3 separate regions of the Homo sapiens genome follow, and regions 1 and 3 are each linked to region 2. Evidence: chromatin contacts called from ENCODE Hi-C or POLR2A ChIA-PET data. All regions are on one chromosome and are shown on one strand. Each heading gives the region's core, a stretch centred on a gene start or an enhancer-like site at or near the end of the contact. The rest is flanking DNA. Distances are from core to core; before and after follow the strand shown.

Region 1 (4,576 bases), core at 1,178-3,677, 1.3 Mb after region 2:
GAGTTCCCAACTTTGGCCAATAGTTTGTAAGCACTGATAAGGATATGTAACATTCTCGTGTAATTTCTAAATAAGTTTCATTACTTCTAACCTCAAGATTATCATTTTTGTCCTTTTTCCTAAGATAAAAAGACAAAAATGTAAAATAGGTTATAAGGACCCCTAAAAACATAAGGGAAATGAAACCTAAGACTTAAATGTGACTGTGGAATACACAATCTATTTTAGCATACTGCGGTAAGCCACTGGTATAAAACATATCGACTTGATTGAACCCTCTAGAGGTGACTTTTGGGGAAAAAATGAAAAATCTAAGATGAAAATATTCTGAAGTTTCATATTATAAAGGATATAAAACACACCAGTCTGACTTGAAAGTTGACAGAAGTAAAATTTATTAAATAGGTGCAAATTCTAATAGTGCAATTAAGTATGGCTCACTAGATTAGAAACCTTTAAGATAATTCACTATTCTAACTAAAAGCACCCCAGAAAACTGATGTTAAAGTAATTTTACATTCCTTATGTATAATGGTTAGAGGAACTGCAAACTAAAGGAAGTTGCATTCTTCTGTTTTTAAAATTTAGACTATTCAACCTCCCTTTACATTTGGCTAACATGTAAAAAAAAAATCTGACAGTTATTTTAGATTTAGTTAAGAAAAAAATTCTACAAAACTATCAATGAGGCTATTCTAAAATCACTATTTAAAATTTTGAAAACACTATGATTGAACCAAGAGAACACAAGAGGAGGTTTTAGGACCAAGTAAAGGACCATACTTGAGGTATTATCACGTATACTTGACAATATTCAAGAATCATACTTGATAGTGTTCGGATTTTGCAATACTTTAAACTTGCATCTAAAAGACAACTTGTTGATGGATCTTGGCTCGATTTCAAGAACCTATCTAAATATCATAAACAGCATTTTAAGCTGATTGGAAAAAAACAGACAAAACTTAAGTAAAATGGAATTCTCTAAAATACTTTCTCGGAATATCGGAGGAGGGCTAAAAACAAAGGAAAAAAAAAGAATCAAAACAAAAACATGAGAGTACTATGTTTTACCACTGTATTCCAAACCACTATGCTGCTCAAGTAAAATTTACTTTACCTCTTCCCTTCACTACTGCGTGCTTCATATCAACTGAATGTGGCAGCTACCCACACAAGTGTTCAATGGGCATGTGAACGCAACGCTGTGCCATTTCCCTCTCCACATGTTCTCTAGGGTTAAAACTACAGTTCCTTTAAATCCTCGTGTTTCATTTTCCTTTTCACAGAAATCCTGTAATGACCCTAAAGCAGATAAGAGCAGAGCGGCCTCTACACCCAGGGATAAGGAGCACGAGCAATCACTAGGTGCCAAGGAGTTTGAAACGGAGCCCGGCGGAGTGGGACAGGGGAATCCACTACGGCTACCGGGGCCAGGCGAGTGTCCTCCGCGCCGGAGCCGCAGAGGACCGCGGCTGCTCCGGCGCCCGCGCCAGGACTTCTCCCACCTCGCGCCCCGGGAGACTTACCTGCCCAGCCAGGGGCGAGCGCGCCGGGCTGGCCCGGGGGAAAGCCCCGCTCACTCTCCACTGCGGGTCCCCGGGGCCGTTACCTAACTGGTCCCAGCTCCAGGCCAAGAGGCCGCGCTTCAGGGAAGGGCATGCGCTCGCCGGCGACGCCCAAGCCCCGAGCCCCGAGCCCCGAGCACCGGCGCCCGGGAGTCCGCTGGGGCCCGCCTCAGCCCCCCGCCGCGCCGCCGCCGCCGCGCGCCCCCAGGCCCCGCCTCCACCGCCCAGCCCTCCATCCTCCTCAAGCCACCTCCTGCCCACTGCGGCGCCTCCTCACCTGCCCCAGCCGCCGCCGCCCGCGCCTCCCCCGGGCCTCCCCGCGCCGCGACCCTAGCCCCAGCCCCAGCCCCAACCCCAGCCCCAGCCGCCCCCGCCCCCCTGCCGCGCGCTCGTCCCCAGCGCGCCCCGCTCCTCCTCATCTGCCCGGGCCCCGAGCTTTACCTTGTAGGAGTCGGTGGCCAGGAGGATGTTGAACTCGGCTTCTGCCGCAGGATTCATCTCGGGCCGGAGGACAGGGGCCGCGCGCCGCGAGCTCCCTGGCGCGGCTGCGAGGAAGGAGAAAAATGAGCTTCACCGCGCTCCGTTGCTTAAGTCACTGCTCGGTCGGCGGAGGAGGGGGAGAGGGGGAAACGGAGAGAGGGGAGGGGTCAGAGGAGGGCGGGCCCGGGAGCCGTGACGCGGCGCGGGTGACGGCTGCGGCGGCTCGCGTGCTCGCAGTCTGGGAGCTCTGGCGGACTCCCCACCTCGGTTCCCCCGCCTTCACCCCGTCACCCTCCGGGGGCCGAGAAAGGGCGGGGCGCGGCAGCGCGCTGCGCAGTGCGCGGAGGCGGGGCGGGGAGGAGGACGTGATGCACGCGCTCTTCCTCCCAGACGCCAGCTCTGGGAAGCTGGAGGCAGCGGGGCAGCCCCGGCGCGTGACCCGGGCGCTTACCTAAGTTCGAGTTCCCGGCACGGGCGCGGGAGGGCGGGGCCTGGAGGGGGCGTTCCCAGCTTTGCCAGTGCCACGAGGAGCCGGTTCGCCCGCCCCGCCTGGGACCTTCCGTCCTACCCAGTCCTGGCCGGTTTTCTGGGTCCTCCTGAAGTCACGCCACCCGGCTAGGGGGCGAGGAGCCTCCTACTGCCCATCTTCCCGTCCACCACGCGCAGTTACTCACCTTTGTCTCCGGCCTGGATTAAGGATCCAGCCTTTCGCCTCCATCCCTCTTGTCCCTCCTGATCCTCCTGACCCTGTCTTTAAGATCCCAGGAGCTGCGGTGAGGAGTGAGGCTGAGGGGCCCCTTTCATCTGATGCAGCGACTCCGCTTTCCTCCGGCGGCTCTGTCTATGGCTGAGCTCTTTGATCCTTTGAGAGATGGTTTGACTTTTCCCGAGCAAAGAGCCTGCGTTGAAAAGCGGGGGTGGAATTCAGTCCTCACAGATAATGAGGGGACAAGACCTAATTGAACCGAGTATTGCCGGGAAGGAAAAGGCAACGGGCCAAGCCTTTGACAGGGTGCGACACTGACTTTTATCATCGTTATAGTCTTTAAATCCTGGGAAACGAGTTGGCAACCCCAAAATAAAGAAGTGTAATGACGTCTGATGACTTCACCCAAATACAGACCATTCCAAGAAAGACTTGCGCAGTTCTCATGCGTGGTTGCGTTTTTGCATAAAACTAAGATTCCCTTTGTCCGCATGTTTAATAGCTTAAAAATAAATTGAGGTTTTTATCGGATAAAAGTAGCCAGGAAAAAGTGATACAGTGAAAACGATTACAGGATATTTATAGACTTGTCTTTCAAGTTATTAGAAGTCTCATTCTATCTGGGGGCAGTGATGGTGGTGGTGGTAGTGGAACTTGTGAATTGAGATTCATAGTGGAACTTGTGAATTGAGATTCATCTCGAAACTGGAGGCATGGCTGAGACTTCTAATAAAGACAACCTCAGTCAACACTATGTCTTGAAGTCAGTATATATTTTTGACAATCACCTCATCTACACGTAGATACAATACAGGGCAAAGATCATGGAAGTGGAAGGTATCACCAGGCACTCACCAATGTAGTAAATACTAGTACACTTACAATTATTTTCAGCAACGAGGTTTGAAACAAGAGGGCTTATGTATTTATTGGTTGATCTTCCCTGTGTTTTACCGGGGAAAATTATTTGTAAACGCATTTAAACAAATTATTATTTCTATTTTGAGACGGAGTCTCGCTCTGTCGCCCAGGCTGGAGTGCAGTGGCTGGATCTCGGCTCACTGCAAGCTCCGCCTCCCTGGTTCACGCCATCCTCCTGCCTCAGTCTCCCAAGCAGCTGGGACTACAGGCGCCCGCCACCACGCCCGGCTAATTTTTTGTATTTTTAGTAGAGATGGGGTTTCACCGTCTTAGCCAGGATGGTCTCGATCTCCTGACCTCGTGATCCTCCCGCCTCGGCCTCCCAAAGTGCTGGGATTACAGACGTGAGCCACCGCGCCCGGCCTAAACAAATTATTTTTTAATATTTGATTTTGGGAGTTTTTTTATATTATTTCAAGGAGTGCAATTCAAAGAAGGAAAAAGATAATTTTTGTCCTTAATTTGGTGTTTTTTCCTTCATTTAAAATTTATATAACCTACTTTACTTATAGTACAAATTCTTATTTGTTTAGCTTCCTGGAATTCATGTATCTATAAATGACCGTTGTTCTATGCTGCTTTATGCAGAAAAGAAAGTAGGATTCTGATTATAATGTGGGCTTTGTTTATGGTAGTATTTTTTTAAGATGCAAAATTTGATCTTGCAATCTTTGAGTTGAATTTGCAGTTTTAAAATAAAAAGGTCTTATATCTGTGCAAAGAAAAAATATTGTATTGACATTGCTTGTTAAATTAAGGAGTGAGGCCTGCACAAGTATTAGTAATGTGAATCCTCACAGTAGTCTCCAGAGAAAAAAAATGACAATGAAGTCATGTTACCAATAGGACAATCACCATTTGCCTGAGATAGAAATAGGCACATTCTCTATGTAACTACATG
Region 2 (4,522 bases), core at 1,641-4,140:
TTAAGGATACACAAATGAATTAAAAACCCAATCTTGTTTTCAAACTACCAAGAGCCTACAACTAAGACTTAAGGAAATAGCACAACCTTGACCTCAGGTTCTTTTCAGGTCCAGCAATCATTTTCTCGTAGCACCAAGTATAAGCGCTCTGCCAAGAAGTAGGCCAGATTTTGGCTGCAAATGTGTTTGTTGAATAACTCCCCACCCTCTACACCACCCAAAAGGAGAAGCCCTTTAAAAATTATTTGCTAGTTTTGACTACTTTAACTAGTTTGGCTAAGTGGGAAAAACGAAAAACAAACTTAGTCTACCTTAATGAATATGCCAAAATAGCCCCTAAAACTGCTGGATATTTTCTCCTATCGAGATTTCAAAAGCTAAAAGTATAGTTTGTACTACTATAAAAGTGCTTCAAATTTCATGATGATGCAGGAACCTTAAGGAATAATATTCACCGGAAGTGCTTATAATTGCATCTTTTATTTTTAAAAACTACAAAAGGGCAACAGAAAGAAAGCAGACTTGAAAGTACTGAAAAGTCTTACAACTTAATACAGTTTAAAACACGGCTTTTATTCCGTATTACTAATGCCCAGTGCAAAAAAAAAAAAAAAAAAAAAAAGCAGGCCCGGCGCGGTGGCTCATGCCTATAATCCCAGCACTTTGGGAAGCTGAGACGGGCGGATCTCGAGAGTTCGAGACCAGCCTGGTCAATGGGGTGAAACCCCGTCTCTACTAAAAATAGAAAAAATTAGCAGGGTGTGGTTGTGGGCGCCTGTAATCCCAGCTACCTGGGAGGCTGAGGCAGGAGACTCGCCTGAACCCGGGGAGGCGGAGGTTGCAGTGGGCCGAGATCTCGCCTCTGCACTCCAGCCTGGGCACAAAAGAGCGAATCCCACCGACAAAACTATATTCTTAAGGGATGTACAGACAGAAAACTGAAATAAAGAACAGGAATCACAGGAGGAAGGAAGAGTCTGAAAAGGGCCCTTAAATTCAGATGGCTGCTTATGCCTTTTCAAAGCAATTAAAGTGTTCCTGGGTGTTATTTACACCTTTAAATTTGTTTCCAAACTTTGGAAATACTTTTCTATTTCAATCTGAGAAACTGTTTCCTCAGAAAGTAATCGATCCTCCTTGACGTTGTACCCCCAGAAGCTGGTCTACCCCTCGCTAGGCCTCCCAGAGGCCCTCAAGGACTCCTAGTTGATTCCGAGTCCCACGTCAGGGAACTACCACCTTACATAAGTATACTTTGCGGGGAGAAAGGCAGATAAGAAAATAGGGCGCCAAACCTTCTCCACCAACAGCCGTCACACCCCACGAGGACTGTCCTGCGGGGGCTTTCCCCTGGGAGCCGCAGCTGTTCTGCCGTATGGGGGAGGGGAACGCTTTCCAACAGTCATCTCTTCCTCTTCAGGCCGCCAACGCCGACCGCACCACAGTCTCCTCCGCCCAAGCCCTGTCCCCTCCCCCGCCCCGGCCTGGGTCGGAGCCAAACCCCACAGGAATGCAGCCCGGTCACATGCGCTGCGGCGGTGGACGTGCCTCTCCCCCCGCGCCCCAAAGAGACCCAGCGCCATCTTGCCCTGACGCAGTTACAAAAGTCACGGGAGAAATCCTGTCTCCTCCTCCGCGCCAGCGCCCCAAAGTTTTGCAGAGGCCGAGCCGGGGCCCTCACCTCGCGCAGGGACAGTAGAAAATGGTCAGGGAAGAGCCTTGCGATTCCCTTCGCCACTGCTTGGGTTCCATATCGGCCGCGGCAGCAACGATCACCATCGTCACTTCTCCCTCTCTACCTTTGCAACAGCCTCCCCCTACGGCTTTGGCCCCACCCGCTGCTGCAGGATGAGGTCATCGCCAGCCAACCACGACGCGCCCGACAGGACACATCAGGCGCTGATTGGCTGCCGAGACCGCCTCTGCCTCTCCCCACTCCGCTTCCCCCAGCGCTCTGGGTCGCTGCGGGGCAAGGGGAAGACGGAAACCATTTCGGGGAAAGACCCCCAAAACAAGAGCCGGAATCGCCGTGTCATTTTAGTGGGGAAACCCTTCTTTTATTCTTTGGTCTCCCCCTTTTTTCTTCGAGATCACTGTCTGTCCCTCCCTCGTTTAATCACCGCCATATAAAGGAATTCCCACTCCCCTCCCCGCACATTGTCCCACCGGTGGGGAAATCCTTCCCCGAGGCCAAGAGAAGTATAGGAGGCAGCGACGGCAACTGCACCGACGGCAACGGCAGCTTTTTACCCCGAAGCACGGTGGCAGGGAGGCGGCGTTGACGGTGGCTGCATTTTTCCGGCTGCTTCTCCCCCCGACCTCTTCCGTTTCTTGCTCCTCCATCGAGACAGCACTAGACTCGCCAGCTCCGCTTTTATCCGGTGCCCGGAGCCTGCGCACTGGAGCCTCCTCAGCCCCTAGTGGGCGTCGAGTGACACCCCAACCGGGTTCACCCAGCGCTGGAGGCCAGACTGGGCTGGGGGAGGAGGGGGAGAGGAACGGGGAGACGGGACTGGGGTTGTTTGGGAGGGGGAGAAGGTGTATCGCTTTCGGAGGGTGACGGGAGGGAGTTCGTTCCCAAGCCCTGCTGTCCTTGTTCGTGCACCCAATACTGGCATGCCCAAGCTCACCTATATCCAGACTTGAGGGCCACTGGGGGAAAGGGGGAAAGAACCAGTCCCACCGAATACCGACACTTCCTCAAACCTTCGGTGGATTGTTGAATGCATCTGTTGTCAGAAAGACAGAGATTCCGTCCCCCTCACCGCCTCCAGTTTGCTATCTTCGAGCCTCCGCGGAGAGGCAACGGCGGGCGGCAGCCCACAAGCAAAATGGCGCCGGGCAGCTTCATCCCCTCCCCCTCTGCCCCTGCGGAGCGGGACGGGCGTACCCCGTGCACTTGCCGCCGCCGCCGCCGCCGCCGCGGCCGCCGCCGCCGCCGCCGCCATTTTCCCAGAGCGAGAGGCAGTGACACTGAGCGGGCGCAGGGGGCCGAGTCGGAGACCGTGCCGGAGTTCGGGAGCGGCAACAGAGTGGGCATAGACACTCCGAGCAGCCTCGCCGTCGTCTCTGCGTTCCTGTTGACTGCCTGGCTGCCCCCTCCCCTACTCCTCGGTTCCTGGTGAAGAGGCTGCGCGCTGCTGTTTGGGGAGGGGGTGTGTGGAGCCGGGTCCTGTGTCCGCAGTGGCTGCTGTCGGGGGGTCGCCTGTTCGCGGAGGTGCGGAGAGACTCCTTGGGGGTCGAGCACATAACGGGGTTCGGGTGTCTCGTGTGTGAACATCACAGGTTAGTGCCTGTCGTCTCCATGGGAGTTCCTGGGGCTTGCGGGGTTGGGGTACTTGTGTTTCAAGGGGGAGGGAGGTCTCTCATCTTTATCCTTAAGCTGGGGGAGCCGACGTTGACTCTCAGGTGTCTTTGCCGGCGCAAGACGTTGCTTGCTTAAATCGAATTTATTCTTTCTTCTCCCTGACCCTAGAAATGGAGCATTATGGCGGGTTTTAGGGTTGGGAAAGGGGTAACTGGCAGTTAAACCCCCTTGAGAGTGGGGGAGTTAGGGAGGGGGCGCACTCCTCATTGGCAGCGGGTTAAGGCCGCTTGAGTGAAGACGGAGGCTTGTGACTGTTAGTAGGGTTTGTGTCGAAGTGGTCCCAGGAGCTGCCAGCGCTCCCTTTTCTCAACCGCGTCTTGTTCAGGTGCTGAAAAGCCATATAGGCCCCATTTTCTTCTTCCATTTCTTGACGGGCAGTCTCTGGTATAATGTGCACATGAATACGAAGGGGGTAAGAAGAACGCCCTGGGCATCTCTCTTTGTGGGAGAGCGAGACAGCTAGCTCCTCATCCTCTCCTGGAGAGGGTAAACCCGCCCCTGAAGTGGTCACCCCAGTACCCAGCCTTCTCAGTCTCCTCCCCCACTCCTTTTGCATTACCGCCGTCCTTTACTGTGCCGGAGCCTTAGGATCTACAATATGGCTCATTTCAGAAAAGCTTATTTTGACCAAGGGATTGGCACAAATTCTATGGCAGCAGACACAGATGAGAAACAAACGGTTCACTGTGCTAAACGGGGTGGGGGTGAGAAAAAAACAATCCAGAGTGCTCTCTTCTACTGGCCTTAGTTCCGTATAGATCCGTCCTTGCTGGGCTCTGTCTTAAGAACGATACAATTTAAAGTCAAAGAGGAATCGCTAGAGTTAGCTCTAGAGTAAACCTCGTTTTGCCTATTTTGTTCCCTTTTTAGAGATGTGAATAAGGTAAGGTGTTTGGAGTTCTGGAGACCTTGGAGAGAATTAAGTGAGGTGCATTCAACTCGAGGCTGGAGACATGAATACCTATTTGGAAAATAGTCTGTTTTTTTCCTTCAATTTCTGAGATGGGGAGTAAAAACTGAAATTTCCCTCTTTTGTCCTTTACAGATTCTAAAAATGGCGGCCCCAGGCTGATGTTGTGGTAATCTAATCAGCTCGGGTCCTCCACACCCCATGCAGTGCGTTTGTCTGCAGCATATTACAGGCTTATTATGTTT
Region 3 (4,773 bases), core at 2,109-4,608, 1.9 Mb after region 2:
CCACAATTCTGGCCAGAGACATAAGGGGACCCAGAAGACCTTTGGGAAAGTCTTCCTCTCTCTGAAAAAGAAACACACAAGATGGCATGGACTCTTCTTCCTCTGTGTGTCGTGTTGGTGTTTGACACCTGGAATTCTGTACCTTCTAGAGTCATCTAACATAATATCTTACATAGTACGGTGAGATAAGTTTTTGTTCCATTGAAAACTGAAGATTTATAACAACTTCCTGTGAAATATGTAGGGTGGTTGTTATCATTTGGTAGATTAGGAAGCCAAAAGAAATGAAGGGGCATATATGAGGCCTAAAGAATGTGCAGAAATAAACCTAGGTCTCATGAATGTGTGTGTTTCTACAATACCAGGATGCTTCTCTTAAATCTTACCAAATACAGACCAAAAAATATCAGGCACAGCTTCATAAAGGTTTGCCTTTGTGCTCGGACAACAAAGCAAGGTATGAAGGTGAACTAAACTGTCAGATTAGATTAAAATGCCTTTTTGCATTTTTATCACAATGTATAAATCATCTGAAGCTGAGCTAAAAAAAAATATGACAAGATGATCATGTTTTTTCAAGATGAAAGATTCCCTCGAGTCTGAGTGACATAGCTACTCCAACAGTAAATAACCAATAACAGAGTTCCCAGCCAGTATGCCCAAAGCGGTGAGGTCCTTGGGGATGCACCCGTTGTCTCACGCTTTGAGGAGCTTCCTCAGTTCACCCCAGTGTGCCATACACATGTCACCACTATTTACATGTGGCAACACATGAAATACGTATGGGAAGCACACACTTGTCTGGCCATGTCTCTCCCTGTCTCTCACACTGCTATCTTTCTCAGACTCTCCATTTCAGTGAACTGATCTGTTCACTGTCCCACAGATGCCTTCTGGCTTGAGGACTTGCCCCTGTGATTCCTCTTGCCTTGAATCCTGGACCTTCCCCTGCACATTTAAAACAAAAATTTTCAAATCTCACCCAAAGTGAACTCCTCCAGTAAACTGTTGGCTTGCATAATGAAAGTTACATCACACAATTAAACCGCTTGGACTGCATATGCTAACGCATTGCACATGTTATTCTTTCCTCTGCATGTTCTGTCTCTCCAAGTAGACCATAAATAATCTCTCTGAAGGCTGTTGGAAAGAGCCTTCCTCAAAACAAATAATTTTTAATGTCTATTGATCACTGATACTTCCTACTGTGTTCTTATTTTCTAAACTGTTCTATCTTGTCATTGCTGTGACCACTGATATGATATAGAAGGTCAGAGCCTTTGATTGTGTTTTTTTTCCCAACCAAAATGATTTCTGTGTCCACAGATTCACAGAAGGGAAAAATATTATTAAAATGGGATATTAATGAGGACTGAAGGTCTTCTAAATATTCTGGGGATATAAAATATTCTTACTCGTAAAGGATGCCTCTACACGGAGGAAGTATCCACAGAGGAAGGAAATCTTTGCCATTACTTCTTACTGGGAACATTTACTACAGATAGTCAAATTTTAGTGGCTATATTAAGATTTGGGGAAGAGCAGGGTACTTTTAATCTCAAGCCACCAATAAACCTGACATATTTGCCAGTTTAGTCATAAAACAGAAAATCCTTTGCCTAATCAAACTTAGCTTAATAGTTCCTTCAGAAGCAGGCAGGGCCAAGAGGCTGAGTCTCGTGTTTCTGGAATAATGTGGCATGTGTGTGTGTATGTGCAGTGCCAGATTGGGACTTGGCCCCCTGGAAGTGACTGAGCCAGGACAGGGAAGGGATCTATTGAATGGTCTGGGGAACAGGGCTGGCCAAGCTCATGGTCCCTCTGAGGTCAGCCCTCCCACCCTCAAACCTCCTCCCACTCCACCCACCCCCAGGAACCCTCCCACACACTCTGGGTAAAACACAGCTTGGCAAGCTCTCACATCATGGCTTGGTGGCTACAGTGTGTTGATCTTCCCTCAGGACCAACCAAGAAAGCTAGCCTTGGTGCTTCTAAAGCTGCCAGCCTCCTAAGGGAGTATTCCTATATAGGAATATACTTTGAGAAGCTGATAAGACCCCTCTAAATATTTGGGAGGCAGCCTTTGAATTAAATTATTTGCCTGCTGATGTCAACTATTAGAGTGCTATTTAAAAGTTAAAACCCAAGAGGCATATGTAAAAGGAAATAAGTCAAATCAATCATTTATCTCAATATCAGAGTAATTCAGAGGAACTCTTAATTACATACCTCCAAGAGACTTGTGAGGTCAACTCCATTCTATCTGCTGCCCTTGAAGCTCAGCTGGAGTCCCTCAACACCCCGATTGGAGGATGAACTCTAGCATAGGGAATTCTGAGATGGAGGGAGGGGGCGCTGGTTCAGGATGCTTGGAGGTTCTAGAAAGAACTGAGGTCACCTGGAAGATACAACGCTACTCTAAAAATGATTCAGGATGGCTTTTCTATGCATTCTCTACTCCCATAGGAATCAGGGGCCACCTCCCAGGATGGAATCTGCCTGATGCTGTAACAGTGTTCAGCTCCCCAATTTCCCCATGATAACAGGCAACCTCCTTCTGTTTTGTCTACAGTTAATTAATCAGTCATTGCTGACAGTAAGGCTCCATCCTCAACACAGGATATTTTCTGAAGCATTAATTTTTGTTTCAATAGTTGATCCTTGTTTGGAATATAATGTGTTACAATGTAGTGGTACTTAGTATTAAAATCAAAATACCTTTTTATTCATCTTTCAATTTTAATACTTTTAGCATTTCAACCATTATTTGAAGGGTTACTTACTGCAGTATGTCACATTTATATACACACATGCACATGCTGCAGTGCTTTCAGTTTGAGCCAGTGATATTTTAGGCCCCAAATGCTCTGAAAAAATAGAGAAAGCTCTCACCAAGCTAAGGAAGTGAGCTTGCAGACCATGCCTTTAAAAATTTTCAGCTTGATAACTTAGTCCTCAAGATGACTAGGTTTCTCTTCCCCCACCCCTCAGTTAGCATGTGCGAACAAGGATTCTTTTGAATTCCCAGGAGGGGAATGAGTTTAATTTGACTGGTAAAAGTCTTCCTAATAGGATACCTAATACTGTGGCTCTTAGAACTAGCTACAAAGATATTTCATATGTTTATGTCTCATAATGGGTAATTTTGGTTTGGATTTATGTCATTTTGTCTCAGTATCACAATTTTTGAAAAATTAGTTCAAAGAGAAAAAAAAAAGAAAAGAAAAACCATGGTAAACATTGCTCAGTCTCATACTCCTACCCTCTCTATGCTAAAACAGGAAATGCATTTCTGACACTTTTAAAATGAGCAATCACACGTATAATCAACTTGGTTAAAACTTCCTTCCTGGTAACTGCAACACTTCCTCTGCATCTGGATATGAAGGGAGCCCCAGAAAAGCGGAAGAATTTAGACGCACACTGGGTAGGTTTGAATTTGTTTTGTTTTCAAAAATTAAACAAATGATCCTTCAGCATCATCGCCTCCGCTGCTTTATCAGGTATTGCTTCCTTCTATTTTTTGCTCTTTGTGGGGTCTGACTCGGAATAGTGGCACTTCCTTCTCGGCTAGATTATCTGAAACTGTTGTCGGTTCTTGAGATGATACTACCACCGAATGTCTGTGTTTCATTGTCTAGTCCAACCTGTATTGTGGATATCTACAACGTTCCGGCAATAGTTTTGCAGGTGCATCACATTTTTGTTTTTGTTTTGGGAGGAAAAGGGAGGGCACGGCAGCCAGGCTTCATATTCCTACAAGTGCATGCTTCAAGATTACTGTACTTACAGTGTTTCCAACATCTTCTCATAAAAGGGGAAAGCTTCATAGCCTCAACCATGAAGGAAACCAGTGAGTATTAGTCAGCCTGTTTTCCTCTGCATCTTATAAGATCGTTTGGTATCACTGAGGCAGAAGTTATTGCTGTGTATTTATATGCTGCCTAAATTTGGACATGTTTTATTTCAAGTTAGTGTCAATATCAATGTATCTTACAGTTCTCTTCTTTGTTAGTTATTCTATAATGTAGCAAAAGACCAAAATGAATGTTTTAAGCCACAAGAGACAGTTCTTTGGGACAGTTGGTTTCACTTACTAAGTATAACTTCATATTTTAAGAGAGGGAATATTGGTTTTAAAAGTTAAGCCAAGATTTGAACATAAGTTTGGATCAAATGAAATTTGTCTTTCTTATCTTCTTATCAAGCTCTCCTTTTTGGTATACATCAAATGCTCCACTATTTCTTAAGGAAATAATGTAGTTTTAAGTCTAACATTAGTTATTTAAGAGAGTAAACGATATTTTCTGAAACATTAATTTTTTGTTTCAATAATTGATTCGTTTAGAATATAATGTATTACAATGTAGTGATACTAAACATTGAAAGCAAAATACCTAATCTTTCAGTGTTAATACCTTTCAAATTTCAATTATTATTTGAAGGATTTCCTATTGCAGTATGTCCTATTTATACATAAGTGCTTTGTGAAGGGTAGGTACTTACTGAATTTTGTGGAAAGAGTGAGTAGGTTAATGAGAATAAATTTGTGAATTTGTGTTACAAAAATGAAAATATTAGAGCAAAAAAGAAGTTAAATGATTGGGGGTCTTAACAGAAGGTCACTGGAGTCCAGAAATCCTGCCTTCCATCCTGTAGCTCCTCCATTATTAAGTAGAGACAGATCAAATGAATTTTAATTAATTAATTAAACAATGTTAAAATTACCTAAATGTTCCTATTGGGAGAGTACAGCCTTGGGTGACTCTTCTA

What was found. Hi-C counts contacts between places; a loop is a spot of excess contacts on that map. ChIA-PET counts read pairs that join two places held with the same protein, here RNA polymerase II (POLR2A). Pooled maps may share reads with other maps.
Region 1: a loop to region 2 is called in a map of CD8-positive, alpha-beta T cell, with 10 times the contacts of the local background. The contact joins the promoter of NAMPT-AS1 here to the promoter of KMT2E-AS1 in region 2. A Hi-C loop is called at or near these places in 4 of 168 maps with a recorded cell type or tissue (CD4-positive, alpha-beta T cell, CD8-positive, alpha-beta T cell, GM12878 and 1 more), 19 of 37 single-sample maps with no recorded cell type and 20 of 50 pooled maps. POLR2A ChIA-PET finds 5 or more read pairs at or near these places in 4 of 52 experiments (A549, CD4-positive, alpha-beta T cell, GM12878 and 1 more).
Region 3: a map with no recorded cell type shows a loop between it and region 2 (7-fold over the local background). The contact joins the promoter of PIK3CG here to the promoter of KMT2E-AS1 in region 2. A Hi-C loop is called at or near these places in 1 of 168 maps with a recorded cell type or tissue (right cardiac atrium), 2 of 37 single-sample maps with no recorded cell type and 7 of 50 pooled maps.

Annotation. Positions count from the first base shown.
Region 1 is chr7:106,282,819-106,287,394 of GRCh38, forward strand. NAMPT-AS1 (NAMPT antisense RNA 1) reads left to right here and starts at 2,428. Exons shown (of 1, transcript NR_186647.1): 1 at 2,428-3,508. NAMPT (nicotinamide phosphoribosyltransferase) reads right to left here and starts at 2,165. Exons shown (of 11, transcript NM_005746.3): 1 at 2,010-2,165. The coding sequence starts at 2,066. RefSeq lists silencers at 1,495-1,854, 2,125-2,664.
Region 2 is chr7:105,011,251-105,015,772 of GRCh38, forward strand. KMT2E-AS1 (KMT2E antisense RNA 1) reads right to left here and starts at 2,891. Exons shown (of 1, transcript NR_024586.1): 1 at 1-2,891. KMT2E (lysine methyltransferase 2E (inactive)) reads left to right here and starts at 2,955. Exons shown (of 27, transcript NM_182931.3): 1 at 2,955-3,285. RefSeq lists enhancers at 1,505-1,874, 1,964-2,503, 2,295-2,344, 2,665-2,784, 3,045-3,274 and 1 more and silencers at 2,495-2,544, 2,895-2,984.
Region 3 is chr7:106,861,924-106,866,696 of GRCh38, forward strand. It overlaps PIK3CG (phosphatidylinositol-4,5-bisphosphate 3-kinase catalytic subunit gamma), which reads left to right and starts at 3,359. Exons shown (of 11, transcript NM_001282426.2): 1 at 3,359-3,503. RefSeq lists a silencer at 641-935 and an enhancer at 3,431-3,530.